2 separate regions of the Homo sapiens genome follow, and region 1 is linked to region 2. A link is a contact called in ENCODE Hi-C or POLR2A ChIA-PET data. All regions are on one chromosome and are shown on one strand. Each heading gives the region's core, a stretch centred on a gene start or an enhancer-like site at or near the end of the contact. The rest is flanking DNA. Distances are from core to core; before and after follow the strand shown. Region 1 overlaps PRDM16 (PR/SET domain 16). Region 2 overlaps PRDM16 (PR/SET domain 16).

Region 1 (4,099 bases), core at 1,328-3,827, 57 kb before region 2:
AGAGAGCAAGAGAGAGGGAGGGAAGAAGAGAAACAGAGGGGGGGGAGAGAGGGAGAGGAGAGACAGAGGGAGGGGGAGACAGAGGAAGGGAGAGACAGAGGGAGGAGAGAAAGAGGGAGGGGAGAAAGAGGGAGGGGAGAGAGAGAGATGGAGAGAGAGGGAGGGGGAGAGAGGGAGGGGGAGAGAGAGGGAGGGGAAGAGAGAGGGAGGGAGAGAAGGAGGAAGGGGATGAGAGAGGGAGGGGGACAGAGAGGGAGGGGGACAGAGACGGGTTCCAATGTGACACAGTGAGCTGAGGGCCCAGGCACCTGCTCCAGGACCAGGGATGGGAAGGAGAAGACCTATGTCCCTGTGCTGCTCCCTCTGCGTTCCTATAGAGACGGGTTCTGGGTTCTGAAGAAATTCTGGGACCCCACGTGGGCCCTGGATGGAGCTTTTTCCCTAAACCCAGCCCAGGAGAGCAGGAGTTCCTCAATCAGAAGTCTCTCCTGGGTCTTCAAAATGCCTGTGCCAAACAGAGTCTTTTCCACCTGGAGGGACCGGGAGGGACACCCTGTGGCCACCCAAGTGCCTGGTGGGGATGAGAGCTGGCACTGGCCAGGGGCCGGGGTGGACCCCGTGGGAAGCAGGTGCTTCTGAGACCCACATCTCAGAGACCCACAAGCTGGTGAACATGCCCCCAAAACGTCTGGCCCAGCGAGCCAGCGGCCATTCCCAGGACACGGGGATCTCTTGGCCTGTCTGTGCCCCTGCCCAGAGGGCCGCCAACCAGCAGCTCTGCAGACAGTTCCCGCTCTCTGCTGGCTATTTTTGGAAATGGTCTTCTGACTTGTTTTTCTCCCAGGCTCCATAATAAAGCGAGAGCTGAAGTGAATCCCCAAGTCCCCTTCAGAGTGGGCTCTGCAAGGACTGGGGGGTGTATATCCCCCAGCCAGAAGTGCCTGGCGCTGGCTGGGCCCCACCCACCTGGCCTCAAAAAAGAGTTTGAGGCCCAGAAAGAGGAAAACACTGGACGCGGCATTGGGAAGAAGTCGGCAGACACAAAGCTCTTGTCCTGGGAGGGAGGAACCAGCCCGGCCCGGCCATCTGGGAGGCTGCATGGTGCCAAAGCCCTGCCTTCTGGGTGCTCCCAGGGCCCTGCATGGAGCCAAGCTGTGCCCGAGCCCTGGCCGGGCAGGGCTGGCTCCCAGCTCTGCTTTCCACCCGCCCACAGCTGCCTGCCACCCTGGTCCCCTCCCCTTGTCCTGCAGGCTGCTGGGAGGCCACATCAGCCCGGGGCCCTTGATCTTAACACACATTATGTCTGGATCCAAGTGTCACCAAACCTGACCCTGACTGCAGCCCCAGGCTGCACAGACGGAGCAGTAGAGCCCAGGAGGGAAAGAGGGGGTGGCTTCAAGGGTGCCCAGGTTGGAGGTAGAGAGCCGCCTCCCCTCCCACTTCCAGATCTTTTCTTTTCATTTTTTTGAGACAGGGTCTCACTCTCTCGCCCAGGCTGGAGTATAGTGGTGTGATCACAGCTCTCTGTAGCCCGGACCTCCTGAGCTCAAGCGATCCTCCTGCCTCAGCCTCCTGAGTAGCTGGAACTACCAGCACATGCCATCACATCAGGCTAATTTTTGTATTTTTTGTAGAGATAGGGTCTTGCTATGTTGTCCAGGCTGGCCTCAAACTTCTGGGCTTCCTCCCGCCTTGGCCTCCCAAGGTGCTGGGATTTTGGGCCACTGCACCTGGCCCCAGGTCTTTTCTGCCCTGTCCTCTTCCCCCCTCAAAGACAGGAGTCAGGTCCAGGCCTCTGACTGCTGTCTCCTCCAGGGCTCAGGACCCCGCTAGGCACAGAAGAGGCTGCTTTCAAGAGGTGGGAGGGAGCAGAGCTAAACATTCACGGCAGAGGGCGCCTGAGCAAGCCCAGCCCCGGGCTTTGGAGGCTGCGGGGGCTGCGGAGGCTGAGGGCTGGAGGCTCCTCAATCCCCAAGCCCAGCACCGTGGCCAGCAGAGCTCAGGCCTCTGTGAACACTGAGAACAGAAAGCTCCCAGTAGACAGCTCAGCCAGGGAGCTTTGAAGACCCCCAGAGCGCAGGAAGCCGGGGTGCATTGGAGTGGGAGGGAGGGGAAGCTACCATCCAAGGCTGGCTTTCACGGGCGGCCCTGAGCTCTGCCGGGCTGCCTCGGCTCCTCCGCCACCCTTGCCAGCACACCAGCCAGTGGGAAAGAGGGGTCAGCTGCCCCGGGACAAGGACACCCTTGGGTTGAGGATGACAGCTCTGAAATAAGCTCGGAGCCAAGCCCCATGGGCACCCAGTGGCTGCGCCGACTGGGTGCTGGGTGGAGACGGGCAGTGCAGACAGCCCTGCTTCCCGCCATGGCCACTTGCTGGGAGCCTGACCTCCAGGTTATCGGGGCAGCAGCTTCGGCGATGACCTCATTAAGCACGGTGCCACGTCAGCACCTTTCCAAAGCCCCTTTTATCACTCACAGCGTGCCGGTGCGGCCCCGTCCACACCTCCTCCCTGACACCAGCTCTATCTTATCTCCCGTGGGGCGGGGACCCTCACTGGGAGCCAGAGAGCAGGCCCAGGAATGCTGCGCCCAGACAGCCTGGCCATGGGCACTATGCGGACGGAGGTGGGGCAGGGCGAGGCTGTGGTTTGTTGCTGACAAAATCGTGCAGAAATGCATTGACTCCTGGCTTTTCAAATTCAATAATCGTTATGGTGATTATTACAAAGCCCCAGCCTCTCCGGCCATGCTGGGCCCCGCCCCCACCCCCACCAAAGGCAGGAGCACAGAGCCATGCCAGTGGGCTGTTCCCAGGCCAGCGCTGCCCCGGTGGACCCTTCTCTTAATGCCTCTCAAAGTGAGGTGCCCCATCAGGTGCCTCTCCCCACCACGGACTCTAGGACATGGGCCGCTCCCTCATTTTTGCTGGCCTGGGTGGAAAAACTGCCCACTGCAGATGCGGGAAGCTCTGAGCTCTTTGGGAGAGTGGGTGGAGTTGGGTGAGCCCCAGGGCCCCCACCCCAGGCTCACTGCGGCCCCGGTCCCCAAGGGCAGAGGGGAGGACAGACTGTTCCTGTGAAGAACTGAACAGCTAGTGTCAGGAGACAGGGACAGGGCTTGGTGGCACCTGACATTCAAGGTCATGTCTCAAGAGGGGCACTGTGAGTTCAAAGCTCCGGGGAAGCCCCCCTCCTTCTGCTGGAGGCCATGGCGGAGGGCCTCTTTAAGAAGCGTGCATGTCCCTCCCCACTGTCCCTGCCCATTCAAGCCGCCTTTGTGGGCAGCAGAAGCCGTGCCCACTGCTCTCAATGAAGACAGCTCTTTGTCCAAATGTCCTTGGCCCGCGGATTTTGGGGATGGTGCTGAAGAGCTGCCCCCACCGCTGGCCTCTCTCCACTCTCTGCTTCTCCTGGGCCCTAGCACACGAATACTAACGAGTGACCTGGCCAGGCAGCCGAGTAGTTGCTCCAAAAAGCTCAGGGCCTGGAGCCCAGCCTTTGTGGGCACTGAGGGCTGCATGGCATGGGCAGATTCCTATGGTCCTGGGCTGAGCCAGCGAGCCTCATCCTTGCAGCCAAAACCCTGCAGAACTGTTCAGGGGCCCAGAGGGCTACGGTTGGGCCAGACCCCCCAGGCTGGGACGTGGGTTGGGGAGACTCAGCAACCCCTCTGCGACCTGGGCAGAACTCTGCCTGCTGCCAGCAGATGGACACAGGCTGCCCCGTGCTCCGACCAGAGGCATGGGCAGCCTGACCAGAAGTTCGGTTCTAGCCTCGGCCAAAGCAGACTGAGCCACCGAGATGCACAGCCCCGTGTCCAGAGGCTCACGGAACTCAGTGCCCGGCACCAGCTCTGGGGCTGCTCACAGACACTGCCAGGACCCTGAAGTCACAGGGGATGGGCTCGGGCAGCTGCTTTGCACAAGGAACCCCTTCCTCCTGACCACACTACCAGGTGGCTGCCCTTCCTGTTCCCGCCCCAGCCCAGAGCCCTCAGGGGCTTTGGAGCAGGCATCAGGCCAGATCTGGATCAGGGGAGCCCGCAGCTCTCACCAAGGCCTAGGCATGGTGTTTGCTCCTTAGCCCGGAACCTGCCCATT
Region 2 (4,130 bases), core at 495-2,994:
GATGCACACACAACACGCACGCACTCACACACTGCCGGCACCCACGAGTGTGCTGGGATTACGGGGGTGCCTTCAGGCCCTCAGACACCTGCCGGGGCCGGGCCACGCCATCGCCTCTCCAAGGGGCAACGTTCACCAGGAGATGGAGAAGCCGACAAAGGATGGAACAACATTGCTGCCGACTCCCGGACCCCTGGCGACCACTGAGCATCCTGCACAAACAGCCGTGCTGGACTCACCCATAAATCCTGCTCAACAAGCTCTTAACAATGAAATACCCTACTATTAGCCGAGACAACCACTTACTCAGAACAAATACTATTCAGAGCGGAGCTCAAACGCATTCCCCTCTGATCATCGGTTCCTGGCCTGGGTACTTCAATCTCTCTATTTATGAAACAATAATGGAATTCTATTTAGTGCAGCGCGGAGTTCACTGCCTCTGATAAGTTTGCGTTCCAACGTTGCCCCTGGCCATCGCGCCTTCCTATTACCTCCTTGTCCCGGTTCACAGACGGATGAATCATCACCCAGATAGCAATACAACCTTTACCCACATATTATCATCAAAGCCGGCATTCACGGTGTTTTCAAAGGTTATGTGCTGACACACGGGTGGCCTGGGATGCGGTGCTGGTCCCGCTGACCTGGACAGGGTCTCGCTGCTTCTCAGGTGGAGAGGGAACCCCTGGGCTGCTTGGCTTTCTGTAGGCTTCACTGAGGGCCCCCTCGCCCCGACTTAGGATCCTCTACAGAGGCAGGTTCATTGCTGGTAACTCTGCCCAAATGTGCAGTTTTTCACTCAACACGTGTCTGAGCCCCGGCCAAGTGCCAGGAGCTGGGGTGGAATATAGGGTCAATAGGGTGCAGTCCCTGCCCTCATGGGCGATGTCCCTGTGAAAGGCACCTGGATGTGTTCCCTTGTCCTAGTAATTAACTGCAGAAAGACAGCCGAACTGAGGCTCCTCAAGAGTCCGAGGTCATGCCCGGAGCGGAGTGCCTCCGTGAGGGTCAACCCACAGAAGACAAACAGGAAAAGACCAGTGCCTCTTCCCCTCCTTCCACAGGGCTGCTCACGCTTCTTGGCTGCCGGAAACCCACCCAGGCCATTCGAAGATACAAGAGTTTCATCGCTTGGCAATGGGACTGGCCTCCTGAGCCCCCACCGATGTGCTGGTGGAGAACATTCAGCCTGGGCTCCCCATTCTTCCCTTCGCGCCAATTCCGTGACCCCTGTCTCCTGGGGCCACCTCCACCCCCAAACCTCCACCCCACAGGAAGGGAGGTGGGTTCCCTCGCTATCTGGCCCTTCCCTTCAGGAGAGCAGGCAGACCGTCCTTTCCCCTTCCGTCTGGACAAGCCACTCTCGTCTGGACAAGCCACTCTCATCCGGACAGCGCGGTCAAGAATGAAGGTCACGGTGCCGCTCACCAGGAGAACTCTTTTCAGCACTCGGGGGACGCTGCGGCCCCAGATAGAGGCGCAGCCAGGCGGAGAGCGACGGCTCAAGTGTGGTTTATCTCTCTGTGTTCTTTGCTTCTCTCTCGCTGGAGACACTGGGCGGAGGATCAAAGGCTGCGGGACAGAGCCGGACACCACTTTGATTCCCAGGGGCTAAAAATGAGCAGGTTTGGAAAGCCCGGGCCTGCCGTGCCCGCGTTATCACCTCGGCTCTGCTCTGGCTTTGCAGCATAATAAGACAAGTGTTGAGTAACAGGACTTGAGGCCGGGCCACGGCAGGTTCCTCCTGGCGACGGCATTGGACAGAACAGCTCAACCTGCTCTCCCCTCAATAAATCCGTCACGTGCCCAAGGTTGTCAGTGCAACCTTGAGAGGCCAGCATCCTGCCAAGGCCTGTGGGCCCAGAAAATCTGCCCTCTCCGCCAGCCTTGCTGAAGCGGCCATGCACCTTCCTGCGGGGTCCTGCGGCCAAGCCCAAAACACAAGATGTAAAGGCATCTTGAGGGTGCCAGGCACCGGGTAGGCCCCAAAGGAGCCCGGGAGAAGGCACCTGCTGTGTGGGGGGAGACAGGCCCAGGAGGGGCCCTGGGAGCCTCCCAGGTTGGTCTCGAGCAGTGGGAGGTGCACTGTTCCCTTCGAGGAGAGAAGCTGTTGGGACCAGCGTTCACCTGCTATGTCCAACCCAGTGGGTCTCAAACTGGAATGCAGCTCTCTTGCCGGGCATTTACACAGAACCCCCGTCTCCCCCAGTGCTGGGGTTCAGGGGACTTGCATTTCTAACAAGCTCCCCCGCACTGCCAAGAGCTGCCTTGACCCAACACGGGTGCTTCATAGCATTCAGACCTTATTTAAAATGGACATTGATGTGATTACTTAATAGGGAGCCCATGGCCTGGTGAGGCCCCTTCAAGAGGGGATGGGCAGGGGCGGGAGGAGTGTGGAGCTCTGAGTTCTGCGAGGCCTGTGGGCCCCTGGAGCTGGCCCTTCCATGTTTCAGCTGCTGGATCAGTGATGACAGCGGATGGTGTTTATTGGGGTATCTTCCAAAGGTCAGATGCCTTTCCTTGGCCTCCCTTAACCTGCAGACAACTCCATGGCAGCTACCTGGCCCCTGCGGTGCAGAGGAAGCAACACAGGGGCAGAAGGGGAAGAAGGGTGGGTCCCCCAGGGGTCCAGGTGGGGCCACTGTGAGCGCAGGTGTGTGTGATGCCCAGGCCTCTCTGGGTTCCCTGTTCCTGGGAACGCCCTGACTGGGGTCTCCTGGGCCTGGCTCTCTCCAGTCTCTGAGGCAGTGTTATTGCCACCCCGAGAGAGGCCGTGTGGGCTGCTCTCAGCTGTGCATCGTCCTGGTCCACGCCCTGCCTCATGACCTAAGTATCACATCAGGAAACTGCTACTCGTGTCTCCAAGGATTCCGGAAGCGGGTGGGGCCGGTGCTGCCTGGGCGATCCTCCTGCATCTCTCCTCCAAGCCGGAGACAAGGATGGCCTCTCCCAGGCCCCTGGAGTCAGGAGGCCAAGCCGCTCCTATCACATCGTAAGAAGGTTAATAAGGCCCCCGATGAATGATGAGTATGGATTTCTGCACCACTAATTTCCGTAACCATCACTCTTTGAAAGATACCTCGGGCCCCCAGTGCTCCGGGCCCTTCCCAAACAGAGCGGCATTATGTGGCCAAGTTCAGCTCGGCGTATCCCGTTTCAGGGATCTCGTAGGGCCTGCCTCGGGAAACTCTGCAATATTTTTGGATCCACAGCTCCCGGCTTGAGTTTCTTCCACTCCCTGCACGTCCCCCTGGAGCCCTGTTGTTTCCCTGGGTTGTGGGGACAGTGCTCCTTCAGCCAGCGCTGGCCGGCCTGGGCCCACCACTGCGTCCTGGGAGGGATCCTGCAGACGGAGCCGGAGCCACGGGGCTTCTTCAGTGATGCCACCTCTCGCTGTCCCAAGCATTCACCTCTGTCCTCAGCATGGGAGGGGCTGGCCAGACACAGGTTCCTTTGAGCTCAGAAATGCTAGGACACAGGGGCCTCAAGAGAAAAATCACCGCTTCGAACACAGCAGGTGGAGGCAGCAGGCTCTTTGGGGAACCGGCAAATTTCCCCCTCTCTGTGCCTCCTCATCTATAAGGTGGGGATACTGAGAGGCTCTCCTCTTCCAGCCATTTTGAGCATGGAAGGGGCGACACCTCTGAGGACCCCTGAGCCCTGTGGGCTGGCAGGCAGATCCCTCCCACCCCGTCGCTCCTTCCTTCCCATGTCTACTTCCAAATGCCTGGAAACCTGCCCACCTCAAGGGGAGCCCCTGTGCCGGGCCAGCCTTGGAGTCGTAGGGTGTGATACCCAGGAGAACAGCGCCCGGGTTTGTCACATCAGCATGACACATGCACTCTGTGAGTTTTCATTCAGGAAAAACACCCTGCGCTCACGAGCACACTTTTAAAGCCAGAAACCGCTCCACCAGGGGAGGCACAGCAGCAGGGGCAGCCCCAGGCAGGAGTGGGGTCCTGGCGCCTGGGGTGGGAGTGGGGTCTCGGTGCCCTGGAGGGATTGAGGTCTGGTGACTTGGATTGAGTGAGATCCTGGCACCCTGGAGGGAGTGGGGTCTGGTGACCGGGCAGGAGTGGGGTCTCGGTGCCCTGGAGGGAGTGGGGTCCTGACTCCTGGGTGGG

Evidence for each region. A loop is a pair of places that touch in the nucleus more often than their neighbours do. ChIA-PET counts read pairs that join two places held with the same protein, here RNA polymerase II (POLR2A). Pooled maps may share reads with other maps.
Region 1: a loop to region 2 is called in a map of Right ventricle myocardium inferior, with 9 times the contacts of the local background. The contact joins two enhancer-like sites. A Hi-C loop is called at or near these places in 2 of 168 maps with a recorded cell type or tissue (HepG2 and Right ventricle myocardium inferior) and 7 of 50 pooled maps. POLR2A ChIA-PET finds 5 or more read pairs at or near these places in 3 of 52 experiments (Caco-2, HepG2 and WTC11).

What each region holds. Positions count from the first base shown.
Region 1 is chr1:3,347,694-3,351,792 of GRCh38, reverse strand. The region is part of intron 3 of PRDM16 (PR/SET domain 16); the gene reads right to left. Among named protein-coding and RNA genes, the nearest start is that of ARHGEF16, 100 kb to the left of the region's middle. RefSeq lists enhancers at 3,285-4,084, 4,085-4,099, 1,992-4,099. Within about 2 kb of position 2,577, at least 8 of the 41 ENCODE cell types and tissues checked have a DNase peak (open chromatin) inside an H3K27ac peak, as active enhancers do.
Region 2 is chr1:3,289,830-3,293,959 of GRCh38, reverse strand. All of the region lies in intron 3 of PRDM16 (PR/SET domain 16), which reads right to left. LOC124903828 (collagen alpha-5(IV) chain-like) reads right to left here. Exons shown (of 2, transcript XM_047436627.1): 1 at 1-4,130. Among named protein-coding and RNA genes, the nearest start is that of ARHGEF16, 160 kb to the left of the region's middle. RefSeq lists an enhancer at 401-695. Within about 2 kb of position 1,744, at least 4 of the 41 ENCODE cell types and tissues checked have a DNase peak (open chromatin) inside an H3K27ac peak, as active enhancers do.